Regions from separate parts of the Homo sapiens genome. Here region 2 is linked to region 1. A link is a loop called in an ENCODE intact Hi-C map of the cell type or tissue named here. Cell type or tissue: K562. All regions are shown on one strand. Each heading gives the region's core, and the rest is flanking DNA. Links, peaks and the distances in the headings are about the cores only.

Region 1 (12,926 bases), core at 2,964-10,963:
CAAAGCAGCTGGGAAGCTCGAACTGGGTGGAGCCCACCACAGCTCAAGGAGGCCTGCCTGCCTCTGTAGGCTCCACCTCTGGGGGCAGGGCACAGACAAACAAAAAGACAGCAGTATCCTCTGCAGACTTAAATGTCCCTGTCTGACAGCTTTGAAGAGAGCAGTGGTTCTCCCAGCACGCAGCTGGAGATCTGAGAACAGGCAGACTGCCTCCTCAAGTGGGTCCCTGACCCCTGACCCCCGAGCAGCCTAACTGGGAGGCAGCCTCCAGCAGGGGCAGACTGATACCTCACACGGCCGGGTACTCCAACAGACCTGAAGCTTACGGTCCTGTCTGTTAGAAGGAAAACTAACAAACAGAAAGGACATCCACACCAAAAACCCATCTGTACATCACCATCAACAAAGACAAAAAGTAGATAAAACCACAAAGATGGGGAAAAAACAGAGCAGAAAAACTGGAAACTCTAAAAAGCAGAGTGCCTCTCCTCCTCCAAAGGAACGCAGTTCCTCACGAGCAACGGAACAAAGTTGGACGGAGAATGACTTTGACGAGCTGAGAGAAGGCTTCACACGATCAAATTATTCCGAGCTACGGGAGGAAATTCAAACCAAAGGCAAAGAAGTTGAAAACTTTGAAAAAAGTTTAGAAGAATGTATAACTAGAATAACCAATACTGAGAAGTGCTTAAAGGAGCTGATGGAGCTGAAAACCAAGGCTCAAGAACTACGTGAAGAATGCAGAAGCCTCAGGAGCTGATGCGATCAACTGGAAGAAAGGGTATCAGTGATGGAAGATGAAGTGAATGAAATGAAGCGAGAAGGGAAGTTTAGAGAAAAAAGAATAAAAAGAAACAAGCAAAGCCTCCAAGAAATATGGGACTATGTGAAAAGACCAAATCTACGTCTGATTGGTGTACCTGAAAGTGACGGGGAGAATGGAACCAAGTTGGAAAACACTCTGCAGGATATTATCCAGGAGAACTTCCCCAATCTAGCAAGGCAGGCCAACATTCAGATTCAGGAAATACAGAGAACGCCACAAAGATACTCCTCGAGAAGAGCAACTCCAAGACACATAATTGTCAGATTCACCAAAGTTGAAATGAAGGAAAAAATGTTAAGGGCAGCCAGAGAGAAAGGTCGGGTTACCCACAAAGGGAAGCCCATCAGACTAACAGCGGATCTCTTGGCAGAAACTCTACAAGCCAGAAGAGAGTGGGGGCCAATATTCAACATTCTTAAAGAAAAGAATTTTCAACCCAGAATTTCATATCCAGCCAAACTAAGCTTCATAAGTGAAGGAGAAATAAAATACTTTACAGACAAGCAAATGCTGAGAGATTTTGTGACCAGCAGGCCTGCCCTAAAAGAGCTCCTGAAGGAAGCACTAAACATGGAAAGGAACAACCTGTACCATCCATTGCCAAAATGTAAAGACCATTGAGACTAGGAAGAAACTGTATCAACTAACGAGCAAAATAACGAGCTAACATAATGACAGGATCAAATTCACACATAACAATATTACCTTTAAATGTAAATGGACTAAATGCTCCAATTAAAAGACACAGACTGGCAAATTGGATAAAGAGTCAAGACCCATCAGTGTGCTGTATTCAGGAAACCCATCTCACGTGCAGAGACACACATAGGCTCAAAATAAAAGGATGGAGGAACATCTACCAAGCAAATGGAAAACAAAAAAAAGCAGGGGTTGCAATCCTAGTCTCTGATAAAACAGACTTTTAACCAACAAAGATCAAAAGACACAAAGAAGGCCATTACATAATGGTAAAGGGATCAATTCAACAAGAAGAGCTAACTATCCTAAATATATATGCACCCAATACAGGAGCACCCAGATTCATAAAGCAAGTCCTGAGTGACCTACAAAGAGACTTAAACTCCCACAAATTAATAATGGGAGACTTTAACACCCCACTGTCAACATTAGACAGATCAACGAGACAGAAAGTCAACAAGGATACCCAGGAATTGAACTCAGCTCTGCACCAAGCAGACCTAATAGACATCTACAGAACTCTCCACCCCAAATCAACAGAATATACATTTTTTTCAGCACCACACCACACCTATTCCAAAATTGACCACATACTTGGAAGTAAAGCTCTCCTCAGCAAATGTAAAAGAACAGAAATTATAACAAACTATCTCTCAGACCACAGTGCAATCAAACTAGAACTCAGGATTAAGAATCTCACTCAAAACCACTCAACTACATGGAAACTGAACAACCTGCTCCTGAATGACTACTGGGTACATAACGAACTGAAGGCAGAAATAAAGATGTTCTTTGAAACCAACGAGAACAAAGACACAAAATACCAGAATCTCTGGGATGCATTCAAAGCAGCATGTAGAGGGAAATTTATAGCCCTAAATGCCCACAAGATAAAGCAGGAAAGATCCAAAATTGACACCCTAACATCACAATTAAGAGAACTAGAAAAGCAAGAGCAAACACATTCAAAAGCTAGCAGAAGGCAAGAAATAACCAAAATCAGAGCACAACTAAAGGAAATAGAGACATTAAAAACCCTTCAAAAAATTAATGAATCCAGGAGCTGGTTTTTTGAACGGATCAACAAAATTGATAGACCGCTAGCAAGACTAATAAAGATAAAAAGAGAGAAGAATCAAATAGACGCAATAAAAAATGATAAAAGGGATATCACCACCGATCCCACAGAAATACAAACTACCATCAGAGAATACTACAAACAGCTCTATGCAAATAAACTAGAAAATCTAGAAGAAATGGATAAGTTCCTCGACACATACACTCTCCCAAGACTAAACTAGGAAGAAGTTGAATCTCTTAATAGACCAATAACAGGAGCTGAAATTGTGGCAATAATCAATAGCTTACCAACCAAAAAGAGTCCAGGAGCAGATGGCTTCACAGCCGAATTCTAACAGAGGTACAAGGAGGAACTGGTACCATTCCTTCTGAAACTATTCCAATCAATAGAAAAAGAGGGAATCCTCCCTAACTCATTTTATGAGGCCAGCATCATCCTGATATGAAAGCCGGGCAGAGACACAACCAAAAAAGAGAATTTTAGACCAATATCCTTGATGAACATTGATGCAAAAATCCTCAATAAAATACTGGCAAACGGAATCCAGCAGCACATCAAAAAGCTTATCCACCATGATCAAGTGGGCTTCATCCCTGGGATGCAAGGCTGGTTCAATATATGCAAATCAATAAATGTAATCCAGCATATAAACAGAACCAAAGACAAAAACCACATGATTATCTCAATAGATGCAGACAGGCCTTTGACAAAATTCAATAACCCTTCATGCTAAAAACTCTCAATAAATTAGGTATTGATGGGACGTATCTCAAAATAATAAGAGCTATCTATGACAAACCCACAGCCAATATCATACTGAATGGGCAAAAACTGGAAGCATTCCCTTTGAAAACTGGCACAAGACAGGGATGCCCTCTCTCACCACTCCTATTCAACATAGTGTTGGAAGTTCTGGCCAGGGCAATTAGGCAGGAGAAGGAAATAAAGGGTATTCAATTAGGAAAAGAGGAAGTCAAATTGTCCGTGTTTGCAGATGACATGACTGTATACCTAGAAAACCCCATTGTCTCAGCCCAACATCTCCTTAAGCTGATAAGCAACTTCAGCAAAGTCTCAGGATACAAAATCAATGTACAAAAATCACAAGCATTCTTATACACCAGCAACAAACAGAGAGCCAAATCATGAGTGAACTCCCATTCACAATTGCTTCAAAGAGAATAAAATACCTAGGAATCCAACTTACAAGGGATGTGAAGGACCTCTTCAAGGAGAACTACAAACCACTGCTCAAGGAAATAAAAGAGGATACAAACAAATGGATGAACATTCCATGCTCATGCGTAGGAAGAATCAACATTGTGAAAATGGCCATACTGCCCAAGGTAATTTACAGATTCAATGCCATCCCCATCAAGCTACCAATGTCTTTCTTCATAGAATTGGAAAAAGCTACTTTAAAGTTCATATGGAACCAAAAAAGAGCCCACATCGCCAAGTCAATCCTAAGCCAAAAGAACAAAGCTGGAGGTATCACACTACCTGACTTCAAAGTATACTACAAGGCTACAGTAACCAAAACAGCATGGTACTGGTACCAAAACAGAGATATAGATCAATGGAATAGAACAGAGCCCTCAGAAATAACGCCACATATCTACAACTATCTGATCTTTGACAAACCTGAGAAAAACAAGCAATGGGGAAAGGATTCCCTATTTAATAAATGGTGCTGGGAAAACTGGCTAGCCATATGTAGAAAGCTGAAACTGGATCCCTTCCTTACACCTTATACAAAAATCAATTCAAGATGGATTAAAGACTTAAACGTTAGACCTAAAACCATAAAAACCCTAGAAGAAAACCTAAGCATTACCATTCAGGACATAGGCATGGGCAAGGACTTCATGTCTAAAACACCAAAAGCAATAGCAACCAAAGCCAAAATTGACAAATAGGATCTAATTAAAGAGCTTCTGCACAGCAAAAGAAACTACCATCAGAGTGAACAGGCAACCTACAAAATGGGAGAAAATTTTCACAACCTATTCATCTGACAAAGGGCTAATATCCAGAATCTACAATCAACTCAAGCAAATTTACAAGACAAAAACAAAGAACCCCATCAAAAAGTGGGCGAAGGACATGAACAGACACTTCTCAAAAGAAGACATTTATGCAGCCAAAACACACATGAAAAAATGCTCACCATCACTGGCCATCAGAGAAATGCAAATCAAAACCACAATGAGATACCATCTCACAGCAGTTAGAATGGCAATCATTAAAAAGTCAGGAAACAACAGGTGCTGGAGAGGCTGTGGAGAAACAGGAACACTTTTACACTGTTGGTGGCCTGTAAACCAGTACAACCATTGTGGAAGTCAGTGTGGCGATTCCTCAGGGATCTAGAACTAGAAATACCATTTGACCCAGCCATCCCATTACTGGGTATATACCCAAAGGACTATAAATCATGCTGCTGTAAAGACACAAGCACACGTATGTTTATTGCGGCATTATTCACAATAGCAAAGACCTGGAACCAACCCAAATGTCCAACAATGATAGACTGGATTAAGAAAATGTGGCACATATACACCATGTAATACTATGCAGCCATAAAAAATGATGAGTTCATGTCCTTTGTAGGGACATGGATGAAATTGGAAATCATCATTCTCAGTAAACTATCGCAAGAACAAAAAAGCAAACATCACATATTCTCACTCATAGGTGGGAATTGAACAATGGGAACACATGGACACAGGAAGGGGAACATCACACTCTGAGGTCTGTTGTGGGGTGGGGGGAGGGGGGAGGGATAGCATTGGGAGATATACCTAATGTTAGATGTCCAGTTGGTGGGTGCATCGCACCAGCATGGCACATGTATACATATGTAACTAACCTGCACATTGTGCACATGTACCCTAAAACTTATAATAATAACAAATAAATAAATAAACAAAACAAAACAAAAGTATCTTTCCACCTCTTGGATGTAGTACTGTCTCTGAAAAAAGGGGAAAGGCTTTGCTGGCGACAGCCTGAGTACTGACAATCTGAGTCTCATCTGGCTTCCCCCAATGTCATGGACTACTGTTCGGTGCCGAAGGCTTACTCAAAGACAGACGCATTGGAAGCCTCCAAAAGAAAACTTCATTCCGTTAAGTTCTACACATTGTGTTGCAGGGCTGAAAAAGCACGAGTGTCCGCACTATGACAAAAGAAAAGCGGCGTCTCCTCAAAACACCACCATGTTCCCCTATGAGTCTGGTGAGCCAAGACACTAAGAAACTGCAGGAAACGAGAGAGTTCTCGGGGTGGGGGTGTCCATGGATGAAGCACCGAACAAACTGGAGCCCGCAAGGTGAGTACGGGAAATGGGCTCTGTGGGGCCAGAGAGCTTCACCGACTTGGGGTGCGGGTACAGGGAGTCCACGGAGAGGCAAAGATTTGGGCTATCCGAGAGGACGCTCCCTCCCTGGGAGGGAGACCGGCAGGGCAGCTGGGAAGGGCAGAGACGGGAGCGTGATGGTGCGGCCGCCCTGGCCCCTCCAGGCCGGCGCCCAGCCACTCAACACCACCGAAGCCGCCGCTTACCTTTCGCGGGGTCACCTCCTCTCCTCGCCCGAGACGCCCCGCCCCGCTTCGCCGCCCCGCCTGCTAGAGAGAGCGGCGGAGGGCGCCCCGCCCGGCGCCACAGCGTCCCCTGTCTTCCGGAGGCTGCGGCGCAGCGGCGCGGGGCTGCGGGGACCCATCCAGTGCTAGCCTTTCCGGTTCTGAGGACCTCGCGCCCCTCCTTGGGGTCTGCGGGCTGAAGTGTGCAAGGGACGTTTTTGCTTTCTTCCCTTTTTGACCTTTAGTTTTCCACCTCCCAACTTCAAATTACGTTCCAGTTCGGTGTGTATGTTTGTATAAATAAAAGGAGACATCTCCTAGAAGTATGTTTATTTCATGAAAGTGGAAAGCATTCTGATTTGGGAAAGAAAGCTAGATCTGATTTCTTCCTACCCCTACTTTAGGGGAACAGTCATTTAAGTGTAGAGTTAATACTCTGCCATTACGTTAGGGCCTTGAGAGTCCAAGATGCAGGATGTATGCAGGTGCAGTTGAGACAAGAATAGATATAGGGATGCTGGTTTGCACATACTTTGCTGATGTTTAAGTTTGTTGGGATACACGTGAAAACTGATGTGGTTTGGCTCTGTGTCCCCACCCAAATCTCATATGGAATAATAGCCCCCTTGTGTTGAAGGAGGGGCCTGGTGAGAGGTCACTGAATCATGGGGCCGACTTCCCCCTTGCCATTCCCATGATGGAGTTCTCAGAAGATGTTTGTTTATAAGAGTGTAGCACTTCCCCCTTCACACTCTCTCTCTTTCTCTCTCTCTCCTGCACCACGGTAAGACGTGCTTGTTTCCTCTTCCACCATGATTGTAAGTTTCCTGAGGCCTCTGGAGCCATACCTCCTGTACAGCCTGTGGAACTGTGAGCTAATGAAACCTCTTTTCTTTATAAGTTACCCAGCCTCAGGTGGTTCTTTCTAGCAGTGTGAGAAGAGACTAATACAAAAACCAAAAATAAAATTCTAAGCACCACCATCACCAACCCACCCCTGAAAGGAATGGACCTCTGTCTTGGCCAAGGTAATCTCAAAAAAACCCTGAAAAATGAGTTCAGGCCCTGATGGGAAGGGGTGGGCGGTTGGATATGCCTCATTATACCTTCCTCCCGTTGGAGGTTAGACACAACTGACCAGCATTAACATTAAAACGGAGATCGTAAGACTGGTAAAATATACTGTAGCAATAAGAAAATTCCAACCTGACTCTGGAATAACATCACGTGACACATAGTGGGACCTGAAAGAAATAAAAATATGTTACCCCAAAATATATTTATTTGACTATTTTGAAATGGCCTCGCAAAGCTGTCTCTTGTTGGGGAAAACTTACATTCTATAGAAAATCTCTTTCCCTTACTAGATCTTTTTTTTTTTTTTTTTTGAGATGGAGTGTCGGAGTGTCACTCTGTCACCCAGGCTGGAGTGCAGTGGCATGATCTCGGCTCACTGCAACCTCCACCTCCTGGGTTCAAGCAATTCTCCTGCCTCATCCTCCCGAGTAGCTGGGACTACAGGTGTATGCCACCAAGCCTAGCTAATTTTTGCATTTTTAATAGAGACAGAGTTTCACCATATTGGTCAGGCTGGTCTCGAACTCCTGACCTCAGGCAATCCACCCACCTCGGCCTCCCAAAGTGCTGGGATTACAGGCGTGAGCCACTGTGCCTGGCCCCTTACTAGGTCTTTTCCAGAGAGTCTGACATCTTTTAAGGTCTGATAAGAGACATTCACATCTATTCTTTGAAGCCAGCTACCCGGAGGCTTTATCTACATAAGGAGAACCTTGGCTGCCACAACACCCCCGCTTACCTTAACTCCAGCTGGCTTCACATCTTCAGGCAGAGCTTAACTCTTTCAACTAATTGAAAATGTGAAAAATCTTTGAATTCATCTTTGACCTGGAAGCCCACCCCCACGCTGCTTTGAGATGGGCCAAACCAATGTATACCTTACATGTATTGATACATGTCTTTGCCTGTAACTTCCATTTCTCTAAAATGTATAAAATCAAGCTGTAGCCCGACCACCTTGGGCACATGTTCTCAGGACTGCCTGAGGCTGTGTCACAGGCCATGGTCCTTAACATTGGTGAAATAAACCTCTAAATTGATTGAGACCTATCTCATAGACTTTCTGGTTTACACAAGTTATATTAAAATGAACAGAATAGTTGGAATAGAAGGTACCAATATTTTGGCATGGGTTTATGTAAAGCTTTGGTAAATATGTTTCGAATTTAAAACTTTTTCTCCCAAGCCAAATTAACTTCACATTTGATTTGAGGTTTAATTTTTAAAAATTTTTAATATTTATGTGTATGTATTTATGGGGTACATGAGATATTTTGGTACAAGCATACAATGAATAATAATCACATCAGGGTAAATGGGGTATCCACCACATCGAGGATTTATCATTTATGTTACAAACATTCCAATTATACCCTTAGTTATTTTTAAATGTACAATCAACTATTGCTGACTGTAGTCACCGTGTTGTGCTATCAAATACTAGATCTTATTCATTTTATCTGACTATACTTTTGTACCCGCTAAAAATCCCCATTTCCCACTCCCCCCATCCCCACTACCCTTCCCAGCCTCTGGTAACCATCATTCTACTCTATTTTCATGAGTTCTTTTGTTTTAATTTGTATCTCCCACAAATAAGTGAGAACATGCAAAGTTTGTCTTCCTGTGCCTGGCTTATTTCACTGAAAATAATGTCCTCCGGTTCCATCTATGTGGTTGCAAATTGTTTTTTATGGCTGAATAGTACTCTGTTGTGTATATGTACCACATTTTCTTTATCCATTTATCTGTCGATGGACACTTAGATTGCATCTAAATTGGGTTATTGTGAATAGTGCTGCAGTAAACATGGGAGAGCAGATATCTTTTTGATGTGTTGATTTCCTTTCTTTTAGGTATATACCTGGCTTGAGGTTTAATTTTTAAAAGTTCATTGACAACTGGTATTACAAGGCAATCTTCTGACAAAATAAGTTAAATTTCAATTAAAAAGCTGTTACTGCAGTAGCTAAAAACAATTGGAAGGCTATAAAATATTATTATGTTGCATCCTAAGCAGACCCAAACTTTTTTCTTATCCCTTAGGGTTCTCAGTGATCTGTAACATGTCAAATATCACTATGGAAACAAAGTACTTTTACTGTCATGATCAATAGAAAGTGATCAGATGAAAGAATACAAGAAACATAAGCATGTGTAAGAAAAGAGCACAAGCTGTAGGTAAAGATAACAGAGAAAAGCCTGAAGGCCTTGCCCATTTCATGGATATGAATACAATGTGAATGATAGGACGTGTTTAGTCATTTTTGTTTATAATTCATTCCATTTTATGCTGCTTTTAAGAAATTACTTTGAAGAGTGATGCCAATCTGATTCGGCTTTTGTAATCTTCATTTTGAGCAGGGCCATCAATATTTAATAATATTTCCAGGAGATTTTGTATTTGATGGGATTGCATAAAGCAAAGATTAATCTGTATGAAAACACATTCAAAGGGACCAATGATATCTATTTTAATCTGGGGTTCCCAAAGTGTGCTCTGGGAACAACACTGGTGGTCTGGGAGCCTTCTCAAGGGACCACTGATGCCACTAGCGCTTTTTAAAATTCAGGCAAGAATAGTTGGTTGACAATATTTAATAAAAATCATACATTACTGGTATTTTGTCAAAGCCAGGTCTTTTTTTAAAAAATAATAACATAAATGCTGGCACTTATTTCTTTTCCTACCAGAAAGCCAAGCCAAAGTAGTTGATATGATCAATGTGAGCCAAGGATATCTGACTCCCTTGAATGAATTATTAGCTGACAAATGAAAAAATTACACGTTTTGGTAATTTGAAAAAATCTTCCTAATTCTTCACCCCTCCCTGTGTCCCCACCTTTATCCATGCTCTCCCACTCTGACTCTGGGGGGTCACCCTTGTGATTTATTTTTGCTAATATGATATTAGCAAATGTCACACAAAATAAGCTGGAAAAACACCTGAACTGGTAAACATACTCCAGCTAGCCTGCTGGAGATGAAAAACATACAGAGCAAAGCCAAGTCATCCTAGTCATTCCAACTGAAGCCACTGTAGATTGACCAGACAGGTGTGCAAGCCTTGAGTGAGGTCAGTCAAGCCTGCCCAGATCAGCTGAACTCTGCAGATTCATGAACTTAAATATGTGTATTTTTGTTTGCCACATTGAGGTTCAGTTCGTTGTTGTGCAGAATTATGGTGCCAATAGAAACTGATAATATGCCCTCCATTGTAAATTCCCTGGGATCAAAGAGTATTTGCCTGATAGCTTAAGGAGCAGTCTGTTTTCTAGTGGTGCTTGTAAGAAGGACAAACATCTTGCTATTTTTGAAAACTGTATAGCTGTCTGGCATCACAGGAATGTCTGACCTGGGAAGAAAATGAAATCTATCAAATGGTGTGATATATAAATTAGTAAAAAAAAAAAAAAATAGAATGGGGAACTGATATTATTAGAGGATCACAATTCATTACTCTTTTTCTTCCATATAATTTTAGCAGAACTGTTTTTAATACTTTTCATGTCAGGTCATTTTGTATTTACTTCTCTCACATTTTGAAATATTAGAAATAATAATAATTTATTCTATATTATTTAAAGTCTTAAAGTACCTTAAAAGTGATATGAGATGAAAACATTTTAATTCTAACTGTTCTTCTTTTGAAAAAAGCATAAGTTTATTATCAGTGTAGTTAGGCTCAGGTTAGCAGGAAAATTTTTGGTGCATTCAGTGTGCCACATGCTTTCCTGGGCACCAGGAATTCAAAGATGATTAAGACATAATCTTTGCCCTTAAAACTCTTAAAGATTAGTGAGGGAGGCTGGCCACCATGGCTCACGCCTGTAATCCCAGCACTTTGGGAGGCTGAGGCGGGCAGATCACCTGAGGTCAGGAGTTCAAGACCAGCCTGGCTAAAATGATGAAACCCCATTTCTACTAAAAATACAAAAAATTAACTGGGCATGGTGGCGCGTGCCCGTAATCCCAGCTACTTGGGAGGCTGAGGCAGGAGAATTGCTTGAACCCGGGAGGCGGAGGTTGCAGTGAGCTGAGATCACGCCATTGCACTCCAGCTTGGGCAACAAGAGCGAAACTCCGTCTCAAAAAAAAAAAAAGGAAAAGATTAAAGATTAGTGAGGGAGACAAATTAAAACAGATAATTTCTTGTTGTTTGTTTGTTTGTTTGAGACAGGGTCTTGCTTTGTCGCCCAGGCTAGAGTACAGTGCCGCAATCTTAACTCACTGCAATCTCTGCCTCCCAGGCTCAAGCAATTCTTGTACCTCAGCCTCCTGAGTATCTGGAGTTATAGGCGTGTGCCATCATGCCCGGCTAATTTTTTTTTTTTTTGTATTTTTAGTAGAGACAGGGTCTCACCCTGTTGGCCAGGCTGGTCTTGAACTCCTGATCTAAACTGATCCATCCACCTCAGCCTCCCAAAGTGCTGAGATTACAGGCATGAGCCACCACGCCCAGCCAGATACTTTCAATATAAAGTGATTTGCACAAGATTCTATGGAAGCACAGAGAATTATATGTTGTTTGGCCTGGATATAACACAGAGGATGGTATGTGGCTGATGACTGAGCCCAGAATCACAATCAAAGTGATAAGCAAGGCAAAGAAGTTAGAAAGGATGTTTCAGGTCAGAGGAGACAGAATGAACACAAACCTCAAAGCATGAAGCCATATAGTGTGGTGCGGTGTGTTTCTTATTGCTAAAGAATGGATAATAAAATGGAACATGAGAGAAATGACACTGGAGAAACAGATGGGGCCAGTCCAGGAAGGCTCAGATGCATCCACGTTTAGGGAATGAGTACAGCAGGAGACCACAAAAGGGTTTGAGAAGAAATGGTCAAAACAGAGTGAGGAAGATCAAAAGTGGAGTGTTTTGAAAGCCAAAGGAGTCAAGATGATTAAGAAGATTAATGCCCCAGTGGCTTTGCCACCAGCCAAGCTCCCCTACAAGCTGTTGTCCTCCTTTCTAAAATATACATCTAATCATGTCACTGTTTGGCTTCACACTTCCTGATGGAACACTCTTTCCTACACCTGCCCTTTGCCTCACTCCTACTTATCCTTCACAAGGATAATCAGGGGAGGCATCACTCCCATAGCTCAGCCCTGCTTGGTGTGTAGGAATTGTATTCTCTGGGAGCTGACTTTTGGAGAAGAACTGGAGCTATGCAAGAAAAAGAAAAGGCTAAGAAACAGAAATAATTTTATGAGGAGGGGACTAGAGCAGGACAATCCTGAGCTCTTGCAGAGATTGGGCACATGGATCCAGCAACTTCTACCCCCACCCATTCAAAATATCTAGTGACTAGCATAGGAGTTGATAGGAAAGGCGATCATTTCCTTCTTGCTTAAGTGGGAGGGAAGATATCTGCGCATCAGCTCATGTATACAGAAGAAATTGAGAACAGCAAGTTTTCTTGTTCCTTGGCCAACTGAAAACAAATCTGATCCCCTAAAGGGATGGTGATCAGGAAGAAGCTGAAGAGAGAATTTGTTGAATATAGGGTCTTGAAGACTCAGCACACACCTGTTATTTCAGTTGCAAATGACAGAAACTTGACTGAAACTAACTCAAGTTCAAAAGGAGTTATGTTACCATATGTAATGGGAAGTCTATGGAGGGAACAGATTTCAGCAGTGAGATATGGGA
Region 2 (12,926 bases), core at 2,491-10,490, 260 kb after region 1:
CATACTGAAGTCATTTGCTTGGACTATCTATTCTCTCCATGTGTTGACTTAAATGTAAGTACATTATTGAGTTTCCTACACCTTTTATAGAAGCAATAGATGCCAGTATCCATTAGAGGAGAAACGCAGGGCAGTGTGTCTAAGACGTTTTGGATAAATTCAGGAATGCTCTCACCAAGAGGTTCATGTACATTTCCCTTCTTACAGATAGGTAGAACTGTGTGACCACTTTTGGCCAATGAGCTGTGAGTGAAAGTGACTTGTCACTTCTGGGCTGGTATGAGTTCTCTTTGCCTCCCATAGGCACTGAGGATGTTCAGCTAATAGCGCCTCCATGAACCTGGGTCCCCAAGGGACTACATGCAGCAGGGCTCCCCACCTGCAATGGACACGTAGTGTGAGTGAAAAATTAACCTCTGTTCTATTGAGCCACTGAGATTGCAGTATAGCCTGCCCAGACTTGACCAGGGCAGGCATTAAGAAGTATCAAAAAACATCCCAAGACAGGGGCTCCCTTGCTATGTTTTCTTCAAAATGATCTGTGTTTGGAAGATCAAAGTCAAACTTGTGGGGAGAGGCATGGATGGGAGCAAGTATACAATTTATTTCACAGACTTTTTGGCCAGAGTTCTTTGATGCTTAATTAGAGAATAGCTATTTATTCAGAAATGTTAAAACTATTTTACAAATGTGCTGTATGTCCTTTCTTGATCATTGTTAATATTTCTTGGTAATAGCAGTCTCCGTTATATCCTTAGAAGTGGCTGGAGTGAGGAGGGCATGGTGGCTCGCACCTGTAATCCCAGCACTTTGGGAGGTTGAGGTACCTGGATTGCTTGAGCCTAGGAGTTCGAGACCAGCCTGGGCAACAGGGAGAAACCCTATTTCTACAAAAAATACAAAAATTAGCTGGGCTGGTGGTGTACACCTATAGTTCCAGCTACTGTCAGGGCTGAGGTGGGAGGATTGCTTGAGCCCAGGAGGTTGAGGCTGCAATGACCCATGTTCACACCACTGCACTCAAGCCTGGGTGACAAAGTGAGACCCTGTCTTGAAAAACAAAAATAAACAAAAAAAGAGGTTGTTGGGATGTTTTGTTGACCAGAGCCTGAAGGAAAAATTGACCTGGTGGTGCTTGGTGCCAGTCTGGCTTCTACTTTCACCTTTTGGCAACTCCAACGATACTTTACGACCTCAGGAAGTCCAGAAGGACTGAGTATCTCACACTTATCTTCTTAGAAACTGCTTAAGCTTCCACACCCTCAGGACTACAGTTACAAAGATCTGCTAGGCTGGGGGAGGAGTTCTCTCCAGCTTTGCTCTGGTGAATAATCCTTTCAGAGCCTTTATGCCAGTCCAGGACCTTTAGCAACAGAAATTAATATACACCTTTCAACAATCCCTGCCTTCAATCTGCTTATGATCTACCTGAGGAAAAGGACATAAAAACAAGGGTAGAATAACAAAATGAGTGAATATGTACAGATAAATAAATGAGTGGTCAAAAAAGAAAGCTGTGGAGATTCCTACTCAAAATAGTGACTTCAGGCTGAGGGAAAGGAGAATTTGACCTAGGTGTGAAGTGATAAGTCAACTTTTGACAGATGGAGGTGAGCATACAGACAAGTGGAATGGTATGTACAAGGGCATGGAATGGATATGCAGGAAGATTGGAATAAAGCAAGACCTGGGAGAAGTCAGTGAAAAGCCTGGAAAGATAGGTTGGGAGAAATGCCCCACAAGTGTTCCCAAAGCTGGAAGAGTCTACAGTGTTCCCCAGCATGCTGTTAGCATTGCTGTAAACACACAAGTTAAGGGCAAGATTCTTGCCAAGAGAATTAATGTGCATATTGAGCACATTAAGCACTCTAAGAACTGAAATAGCTTCCTGAAACGCGTGGAGGAAAATGATCAGAAAAAGAAGGAAGCCAAAGAGAAAGGCACCTGGGTTCAACTGAAGTGCCAGCTTGCTCCACCCAGAGAAGCACACTTTGTGAGAACCAATGGGAAGGAGCCTGAGCTGCTGGAAGCTGTCCCCTTTGGATTCATGGCATAATAGGGGTTAAGAAAAATAAAAGACCTCTGGACTGTAAAAATGTTTCTCTTCATTGAGTAGAAGTGTGATGTCTCCTTTCCCAAAGAAATATTTAAAGCAAATTTTCATTCTGTCCTTATTCATTGTGTAATGTCTTTACTATTCAAATTGAATATATTTCTTGCTAAAAGATGTGAGGTGGCAACAAATTACTCAATTGGTTAGAAATTGGCTAGGTATTATTTATGAAATATTTGTACTGGTTTGAAGATAGTCCCTCTAAATCATCATGGAAGAAATAAAATAATTTACACACACAAAAAAAAGATAGGTTGGGAGCAGACTGTGGAAAGCACTGGATATTGGACTAATGATCTAGAACTTTCAGCTTTTAGATATTTTCAGCATCTAGCCACGATTTATTTATTTATTTGTTTATTTATTTATTTATTTATTTAAGACAGAGTCTCGCTCTGTCGCCCAGGCTGGAGTACAGTGGTGTGATCCCCACTCATTGCAACCTCTGCCTCCCTGGTTCAAGCGGTTTTCCTTGCCTCAGCCTCCCGAGTAGCTGGGATTACAGGAGCCCGCCACCATGCCCGGCTAATTTTTTTTTGTGTTTTTAGTAGAGACAGGGTTTTGCCATTTTGGCTGTGCTGGTCTCGACCTCCTGACCTCTGGTGATCCACCCACCTCGGCCTCCCAAAGTGCTGGTATTACAGGCATGAGGCACCACTCCAGCCTCATTATTTTTTTTAAGCATGGAGAGTATCATAATCCTAGTGGCGCTTAAGTAGCAGTAGTCTGTTGCCAGGAGCAAGGTTCGTTGGACGGAAAGGACATGGAGGTGAGGATACTTTCATGGCAGACAGTGGTCATGTGTGGAGAAGGGGGGAGATAAGAAGGTTGTGATTACAAAAGGGGGTGCAAAGTGGGTTTCTGTAATGGCTGCCTCCTGGAAGGCAGTGTCACATGGAACCTCTTAGTCTCAGCACCTGGAGCTCCAGGAAGGAAAAATTTCAAGTCAGATAGAATTCTATATATACCATTTCTTTGGAACCTTCAGCCCTCAAGATTCCAACATCATGATCTGAATTTCAGCACAGTTGCCTTAGTCCTCATGTCACTATTTTGGTGCTGCCTGGGTGAAGCAGTAGAAGCCGGTGATGCAATCACTCTCTTGTTAGGTGTGGTTCTCAGCGTTACAGACATTCTTGCTTGCTTGGGGGTATATGCACGAAAGAGAAATGGACAGATGTGACTTTGAAGGGCCTACTGAATCAAGCCTCACCCTGAAAGGCTTTGTGCTATTGAGGCTAAACCTGAGCTTTGGTGAAAGTTTCCAGGAATCAGTAAATAGGGGAGTTTTACATTTTTCATTGTTTCCATGAAATGGGAACAAAAAAAAAAGAGTTTTCTTTACAACAAATAATGCACAGAAAAATGCAGCCTATAATTTGTATTTGCTGGTTAGAAAGAAGGTCAAGGAAGTAAGATGGCTGAAATTTACATAAGTAATATTTCATAGTTTTAGAATTCTCAAAGCACGTGAAATAGGAAGAAGGAAGTTCTTGCCCAGAATCCTAGAAAATCACCAGTATTCAGTTATAATCACTACTTCTTGAATCATTGAGGAGTCTTTTCTCCATATTTTGATTTGATTTTTGTTTTGTTATCTTCCAAGTTAATATTGTATTTAGATATCAAATAGCCAAAAAGGGAAACTTTTATCTCTGGGGAAAAAACATTTAGAAAAATGTATTCAGTGTATCTAATACTGAAATGCAGGAAAGATTTAATGTAAAAAAACACTATAGACATTGACATGGAAAAGATTTAACGTTAAAAAAGCACTTTATATCAACTGAGTAACATCCTCCTGATGAGAAATACTATATTAAATATAAACCCATTATGTTGTAAAAGAAAAAAAGGGTGGGGTGCAAAGCCGACGATATTGCATCAGTGATAATGGGAATGGTCAACGTGTTAGCTTGTAGAGAGTGCCAGGCACTATCAAAAGCATTCTATACTTTAACTTATTTAATTCCCATAGAAACCTGTGAGGAAGGTATTCTTATTTGTATTTCACAGGTTTAAAAACACAAGGGAGTTTAAGTCACCTGCCCAAGCTCTCACAGGTGGTAAGATTTGGGGTGCTCTTAAGTGACTGCCAGAGGTGCTCTTCAGTGACTGCCAAGGGATGGAACTGGAGAGCGATAGTAGAATCCAGACTTTTTGCTGAGCTTCTCTGCTGGGAGGAGAGGGGATGCTAAGCCTATTTTGGGTGAAACCTCCCCTTGGGAAGCTAGAGCATTGCCTTCCTTTTTCCTCAGATCACAATGCTGCTGGGTGGGACCTAGGGGGTAATGGGTCGGGAGTAAGGTAGGTCATAACCGGCATATCTTCTCTCTGACTGAGTTTGTTTTTAACTAGGACATCCTGAGACTTCAGTGAAATATGCTGATGGGAAAGGAAGAGAATGAGTTTCGGTGCAGAAAGGCAGCTGAGGTAGGTATTGCCATTTCCTAGCTGAGTATCATTGCACAAGTTACTTAACTTTGCTGAGGCTTTTTTTCCATGCCTGCAAAATGGAGATGATAATAATTCCTCCCTCTCCCTCAAAGGGCTGTTGTATTAAAAGGGGTGAAGATGTGAAATACTCAGCATTCACATATAATAAGTACTGCTTTAGTGTTAGCTATTTCGTTATAACTCAATTAAATTTTGTTAAACATGTACTATTAGCCCAAGAAAAGAAAACTGGAAATTGGAAAAATGCTAGTGTAGCTACAAAAGAAAAATGCTAATATAACTGGAGCCAGTTGAGACACATCCGATTTCCCTCCTCTCTTTGTCAAAGAAACTTTCAGCTCATGCTCTGGAGGTAATGAAAAGCTCATTATTATTTTCTCTTCTGGTTTGCAACTCTTCCTTTCAGGGGTTTGACAAAGGGGGAAAGCACAAGTTGCCTAATCTAAAACAGCATAATAATCGGTTGTCTTAGTGGCATTTCACGTTTTATTTTCCCAAGGGGATGGTTGCTGGAGCAGATGGACTGTCTGGGCCCCACAGGCAGCCTCTGGGCCTTCTTACAGGAATGCATTTAACCTATACTCATAATATACACACATTCACACAGTGTACCTATGCAAAATAAAGCTGCCAAGCTGCAAGTGCCTCTGTGCAATTAAAAAAAGGTGATAAAAAAATACAGCAAAACAAATTCTCTATGCAAGAACTTCAATTCGTTATGATTGTAAGCCTCCAATCTCACTCTCAGCTTAAGTCAATAATTGCATATTATTGATCTCTGAAAACCACTTCCGCAATCTCTTTCCGAGCTGGCTGTTTTTTTTTTTTTTCAGTTGCAGAGATGCTTTCTTTCTTTCTAAAAGATGGCCACTTCCTTTCATTCAGTGTTTGTGCTTCTTCACGTATCAATACAAGAGAAAAAAAATATTGTAAATGTTATGTGTCTGAAAATGAGTCCGTGGCTGGCTGCTTTTTATTTACTTGCTGGTTCCAAGGTGCTTTTGTGGACTTTGAGCTCCACCCAGTGGCAATGTGTAGCCAAAAACCTTAAAAAAAAAAAAAAAAAGAGACATGATTTGGAGATGAAAGAAAATATCAGAAGCAATTAATTAGTTTCCTTTTAAATGACCTAGAGAACCTGGTGTTTCAAAAGCAAGAATATGAACAGGTCATTGCAATCCAATCAACATCACTGTAATGCTGACCTTTTCTTCCTTCTTGCTTTTTCTTGCTTTGGTTCTTTTGTGCAGTTTTATTATTATGGTTGCTGCCATGTGTTTTTTTAAAAAAATGAGTTTTTGTGATGGTTTGTAATGCCTATTCCCTGAGGCTGTTAGAAACAGACATGTTAGTAGTTTAAAAGTGGATTGATAGCAATCTAATTCAAGTCCGCATGTTCCCACCACCACTCCATAGGGGTCTCTGAGATGTGTGATGCTGCTCTACTGAGGAGAGAGAGCTGCCTTGTCTGCTTATTGTAACTGGGGCTGGCCACATAATTCTTCTCTGTTTTTAAATTCAGGGTACTGCTAACCTTGTCAGGCAAACTAAATTCGCATGTGTTATAGACGCTCACACACTGTTAGCTCACACCAAACTCACAAACAAGAGGGTCCTTTAGATGCTATCATTGCTTGTCCTGTGCCAAGTGCAATGTCAGGGAAATCCAACACAGGTCCTTCCTTTTACTCACATCAAATTTCATCCTGTTGGTTTTGGTCCTAGTGTTGTTGGGGACCACAGTGTTTTAGTCATTTGGTCTATCGTTATATCATCTAGAAATTTAATAATCATTTAGGCTATGTTTCAAGCGATTGATAAACATTTGAATAAGACAGGGCTAATAAGTGCCATGGCAGCACACCAGCGTTCTCTGTCAACTGTTAATCAACATTTTGGGGGTTGGTTTCAGGAGTTTAGCTGGCTACTGTGAAGTTAATAAAATAATCACAACTATGACCATTTTTTTTTTTTTGAGATGGAGTCAGGCTGGAGTACAGTGGTGTGATCTTGGTTCACTGCAACCTCTGCCTCCCAGGTTCAAGCAATTCTCCCTGCCTCAGCCTCCCGAGTAGCTGGGATTACAGGCGCCTGCCACCACGCCCGGCTAATTTTTGTATTTTTTAGTTTCGCCATGTTGGCCAGACTGGTCTTAAACTCCTGACCTCAGGTGATCTGCCCACCTTGGCCTCCCAAAGTCGTGGGATAACAGGCGTGAGCCACCACGCCTGGACAACTATGACCATTTTTGATCATCTTTTATACCCAGGCTTTGAGCTAGGTCCTTGACATGTAGTATTTCAAGGACTCACATTTCTGCAGAGTATGCATTATTATCCTCATTTTGTAAGATGTCAAATAGAAGACTGGAGAGATTAATTGATACAATCAAGGTCACACCCAGCTTGGAAGTGATGGAGCTAAATTTGAACATACACCTGATTGACTTCAAGGTCTACAGACTTTTCATTAGACCAGATTGCCTCATTGTTCCATCTTCTGGAGGCGTGACTCTCTGAAAGATGACCCATGATCAAAAGAATGAGAGAAATAGAATTACAATTCCACACAAGTTTAGCTGGAAACAATTAGTATTGTTGGAATAATTAATTAATTCATTATTATTGTTATTTTTGAGATGGAGTCTTGCTCTGTTGCCAAGGCTGGAGTGCAGTGGTGTGATCTCGGCTCACTGCAACCTTGGTCTCCCGGATTAAAGTGATTCTCCTGCCTCAGCCTCCCAAGTAGTTGAAATTACAGGTGCTTGCCACCCTGCCCGGCTAATTTTTGTATTTTTGGTAGAGATGAGGTTTCACCATGTTGGCCTGCCTTGGCCTTCCAAAGTGCTGGGATTAATTAATTCATTATTAACGCAAGTCAGGACTGCATATGTATAATTGTTTCCGGGACTATGACAAAGTTACATTGTGATGAGACTGTCAGTCTTCCTTATGTCAGTATGATAAATGGAGTAAGTACCAACTACTCATTAGTGAGTTAAATGTATTCAAATCCATTAGAAATATATGACTACCATTTAGGATGAAGACTAGTAACAACAGTGCATCCTTTCTCTTCTCCTGACCCTAGTAGGGATGCTTTTCATGTTCTGCTCTTAGGTGTGATGCTTGCTGTAGGTTTCTATTTAGTAGCCATCATTTGAATGAAGATTTCTTCTATATCTAGCTTGCTAAAGGTATTTTAAAAAAATCAAATGCTTTTTATGTGTCTAATTAAACAGTCATATTAAACATTTTATTGTAAAAGACATCATATACAGAAAAGGTCTATAAGACACTATGTATGGTCCAAAGAACAATATTAAATGAACACCTTGTATGAAACCACTTGTTAAAGATATTTCTGCTGAATGTTATCAGTTTCTTAGAAGCCTTCTGTGATTCCCTTTTCTTCTTCCCAGAAGTAACGATTATTCTTATATTTGTGTTAATGGTTTGCTTTTCTTTATGGTTTCACCACCTGTGTACATATCATTAAGGATGTATAATTTAATTTTGCCTATATTTGAACTTAATCAATGGGACTATACAGTATTCTCCTGTACTTACTTTTTCTGGCCCCAACATTGTTTGTTTTAGATTCATCCACATGTATGCACCATACTATAGTTCATTCATTGCCCGATAGCACTCCATTGTATGCTGATGCCACTATGCATTTATTTACCATCCTGTTGATGGACATCTGAGTTTGTTTCCAGTTTGGGGTTATTACAAACATTGCACTATAAATATTCCTGTACATACCTCTCAGAACACACATGCCCTTTCTTCTCTGTGGTGGCCATGGAGGTGCTGCACTCAGATGTTCTTCAGGGGAATTAGCTTTGAGAAGCACGGCTGATTGACAGCCTCCCACTGCCACACCTTTGGATCTAAGGTGGGTCTAAAACTGCTTCCCTGTCCCATCCCAACCAGTGGCCAAGATAGTAAGACAAAAACCTTATCAAGCTCCAGGAATTGGTGCCACTGTTAAATAAATAATGCAGGGATGGTGGTCTCTATCTTTTCTCCATTTAATTTGTTGGTGGGCTTTTAAGTGGGTGCAAGCTGAAAATAGCAGCTGCATTGGGGATGGCCTTGAAAAATCTCGGTGGGCTGAAGGCTTATTTATTTTGCATCTTAGGTCTTCCATCTGAGGTAGGTTTCCTTCAGAATACAGTATACTCTTTTGAATTTTTAAAAATAAGGATCTGTCAGTAGTTGTTTCTCTGTTTTTGTTTGTCTAAAATGTCTTATTTTGCTCTTATTTCTGAAAGTCTTTTCCTCCTTCTGCCCTCCATCTCCCTTTTCACTCTATGATATGGTTTGGCTGTGTTCCCACCCAAAGTCTCATCTTGAATTGTAATCCTCATAATCCCCACATGCCAAGGGAGAGATCAGGTCGAGGTAATTGAATCATGGGACAGTTTCCCCCGTGCTGTTATCATGATAGTAAGTGAGTCATGAGATCTGATGGTTTTATAAGTGTTTGGTTGTTCTTCTCGCGTTCATTCTCCTTCCTGCCACCTTGTGAAGATGATGCCTTGCTTCCCCTTTGCCTTCCATCATGCTTGTAAGTTTCCTGAGGCCTCCCCAGCCATGCGAAACTGTGAGTCAATTAAACCTCTTTCCTTTATAAATTACCCAGTCTCAGGCAGTTCTTTACAGTAGTACGAAAACGGACTAATATACTCCCCTCCATCCCTCCCTCCCTCCCTCCCTTCCTTCCTTCCTTCTTTCCTTCTGTCCTTCCTTTCAATGGGATATAGAATTAGAGGTCAGTAGTCATTTCCCTCCACACATTTAAAGATATCATTTCACTGGGTTTTGTCTTCCATTGTTGCAAAGTTGAGGTCAGCTTTCCATCTTGCTGCTTTCCTTAGGCTGCTTTTAAGCTTTGTAGTTTCAGTATGGTATGTCTGGTGTAGGGTTTTTTTTTTTTAAATTCTTGGGATTTGTTGGTTTCTTAAGTCTAAAGGTTGTTGCATTCCATCAGTTCTGAAAATTTCTCACGTCAGGTGTAGTGGCTCATACCTGTAATCCTACCACTTTGAGAGGCCGAGATGGGAGGATCACTTGAATCCAGGACTTTGAGACCAGCCTGGGTAACATAGTGAGATCCTGTCTCTATAAAAAATTTAAAAAAATTAGCCAGTATGGTGATGCATGCCTATAGTTCTGCTATGCAGGAAAGCTGCAGTGGGAGGATGGCTTGAGCCTGGGAGGTTGAGGCTGCAGTGAGCCAGGATTGCACCACTGCACTCCAGCCTGGGCAACAGAGCAAGACCCTGTCTCAAAAAAAAAAAAAAAAAAAAAAAGCCTGCAGAAAACCCAAAATAAACTTCTCAGTCATTAGCTCTTAAAATATTTTTCTCCACTGTGTGTTTCCTCTTGAAAACATGGAGGAATAAATCAGCATAAATAACAAAAGTGTTCAGATTTGAGAGAATTAACTATCTAAGAAATATTTATTTTGATGGAAATATGTATAAATTATAAAATATATCTTCCTTTTTTTTTTGAGACAGTCTTACTCTGTTGCCCCAGGCTGGAGTGCAGTGGCACAATCAATGGCTCACTGCAACCTTGAACTCCTCAGCTCAAGTGATCCTCTTGCCTCAGTCCCAGCTACCCACTAACCTTTTTGAGAAATGAGGTTGAATCATGTTGCCCAGGCTGATCTCAAACTCCTGGGCTCAAGTGATCCGCCGACCTTAGCCTCCCAAAGTGCTGGGATTACAGGTGTGAGCCACCGTGCTGGGCCTCCCTATTTTTCATACAAGGATATGATCAACTATGTAATCATTTATTGCAGTGGGAAGCAGGAGCTGGCTCCTACAGATTGAGGAGAGCCGTTGTTAAATACTCAGGAATTTTGCCAGCTGGTCATTACTATTAGTAGCTTGAAATTGGCCATTGGCGTTGGTATTCACACCTGAAATCAGCAAATGCTACAAATTAGAAGTTTTGCTTTGTTTTGGGGTTTACTGGAAAGCCTGTTTACCAGGATCCCAATAGTTCTCATGCTTTAATCTGTTCTCCACATGAAGTAATCTTTCTATAATGCAAATCGGTTGGGTTGTTTTTCTTCCACAACCCCCTTTATCCTTGGGTGTGGTCTAATGTTCTAGCATGAAGCTGTAGCATCAGGAGTGGCTTTTGGCAGGAATTTAACTCTTCTAGAATCTCATTAGTTTTTCTCCATAATTTGATCCTGAAAATTGATATTTTCTCAATGATATACAAAGCCCCTCTTCTCCCCATGCAACCACATTGCCAGATGGTCTTTCCTGCCTCCAGTCTCTCCCTCCTCCTTCTCACCTTCCACAGATACAATACATAGCAGCTTCCTCTAATTCTGAACTTCCATGTCACACTAGCTAACTTATGCCATCACAAGGCCAGCTACATAATCTGCAGGACTCAGTACAAAATAAAAATGCAGGGCCCCCTTTCCAAACAGCAGGGAAAAAATATAAAGCCTTTTCCTTTCTTAAGTAGTCTCTCTCTCCAGTGGTTTTTATTTGCTACTTAATGTTATTCTAAGTACAGAAAAATTAAAAATTTAATTCTTTTCATGAATTTTACCATTCATCTTCATATTGTTTTTAAATATAAGAACACTTATCTCCTATTTTGAATCACTGAAATTACCCAATTTGTATTTTGTAGCTCGTACATGTATGTATATGTCTTTGGTTCTCTTCAACGGAGTGGAGACGCTTCATGCAACTACCTCAACTGCCTCAACTGGTTTTTTTCTCCAGATATTTATTTTTTTTTCGAGACAGAGTCTCGCTCTGACACCCAGGCTGGAGTGCACAGGTCAGATCTCGGCTCACTGCATTCTCTGCCTCCTGGGTTCAAGCAATTCTCCTGCCTCAGCCTCCCAAGTAGCTGGGACTACAAGTGCGTGCCACCATGCCTGGCTAATTTTTATAGTTTTAGTAGAGACGGGGTTTCGTCATGTTGGCCAGGCTGGTCCTGAACTCCTGACCTCAGGTGATCTGCCCACCTCGGCCTCCCAAAGTGCTGGGATTACAGATGTGAGCCACTGCGCCCGGCCTTTTTCCAGTTTTTAACACATGCATGTTCTACCAACACTCCTACCTTTTATTTAGTGATGAGTTAAGGAAGAATTGAAATAAGAAAGAATTATGAGTTACTCCTCCTCTGCCCTGCTTTTTCTCTAAGTCATTGTTTTCAGAAAGGATATCATAGATATTCTTGATCAGTGATGTTTCTTAGAACACCATTGCCTTCTTTCTTCACTGAAAGCAACTTTTGGTTGGAATGGAAAACGTAGCCTCTTGCGCTATTGAGAGGTGACAGCCTGCTGGCAGCCCTCGCAGCCCTCGCTGGCTCTCGGTGCCTCCTTGGCCTCAGCGCCCACTCTGGCTGTGCTTGAGCAGCCCTCCAGCCTGCCGCTGCACTGTGGGAGCCCCTCTTGGGGCTGGCCGAGGCCGGAGCCGGCTCCCTCTGCTTGCAGGGAGGTGTGGAGGGAGAGGCAAGGGCAGCAACCGGGGCTGTGCACAGTGCTCGTGGTCCAGCGCCAGTTCTGGGTGGGCATGGGATTGGTGCGCCCTGCACTCCGAGCGGCTGGCCACTGTGGCCAGCCCTGGGCAGTGAGGGGCTTAGCACCCAGACCAGCAGCTGTGGAGGGTGTGCCCGAATTCTCACGGGGCCTCAGCTGCCTCCTCATGGGGCAGGGCTCGGGACCTGCAGCTCCCCCATGCTCGAGCCTCCCCCGCCTCCCCTCCCCCCACCTACCCTCCTCCCCTCCTCCCCGCCTCCCCTCCTCCCCGCCTCCCCCGCCTCCCCCCAGCCTGCCTCCTCCCTGCCTCCCCCACCTCCCCCGCCTCCCCTCCCCCTCCCCCCGCCTCCCCCTCCCCCACCTCCCCCACCTCCCTCTCACCCTGCCTCCCCCTCCCCCTGACTGCCCCTCCCCCTGCCTCCCCACCTCCCCCCTGCCTCCTCCAGCCTCCCCCCTCCCCCCACCTCCCTGGCCTCCCCCGCCTCCTCCCTCCCCACCTGCTAATTCCTAATTATCCCTCAGGCTCTGGTGTGGATCCTAGTTTCTCTAAAAGCCTCTCCTGAGCTTCCTCTAGTGGGTTTTATTCCCTTTCTCTGTGGCACTATAGCATTCTCTGTCTTACTCTATCATTCTATAGTAACCAAGTGTATTGTATTAAAATAATCTGTAACCTCATTTAGATTAAGCCTTTCTTATGAACAGGAACTTTGTCTTATCCACAGTTGTATCTCAACAACCAGCCTATTTCCTTACACATCCTAGATATTGAATAATTATTCATAAATATATAAATGAGTGAATAAATAGAGAAATTCTTTTA

The links. Hi-C counts contacts between places; a loop is a spot of excess contacts. Peaks named below come from ENCODE experiments on the same cell type or tissue, not always from the same donor. Only the 100,000 strongest peaks of a DNase experiment are listed, where the experiment ranks them.
Region 2: it touches region 1 in a loop (4-fold over the local background); 1 of 110 quality-filtered maps calls a loop at or near these places.

The regions. Positions count from the first base shown.
Region 1 is chr6:87,315,880-87,328,805 of GRCh38, reverse strand. GJB7 (gap junction protein beta 7) reads left to right here. Exons shown (of 3, transcript NM_198568.3): 2 at 5,763-5,940. SMIM8 (small integral membrane protein 8) reads right to left here and starts at 6,218. Exons shown (of 4, transcript NM_001042493.3): 1 at 6,174-6,218. RefSeq lists an enhancer at 1-470 and a silencer at 6,107-6,396. In K562, for the core only: a CTCF peak has its summit at 6,278; DNase peaks (open chromatin) are centred at 6,245 and 7,985; H3K4me3 peaks cover 1,118 bases.
Region 2 is chr6:87,059,286-87,072,211 of GRCh38, reverse strand. LOC124901354 (small integral membrane protein 30-like) reads left to right here. Exons shown (of 2, transcript XM_047419629.1): 2 at 3,142-3,296. The coding sequence ends at 3,296. Among named protein-coding and RNA genes, the nearest start is that of CGA, 29 kb to the left of the region's middle. In K562, for the core only: a CTCF peak has its summit at 5,590 (motif pointing left); a DNase peak (open chromatin) is centred at 5,571.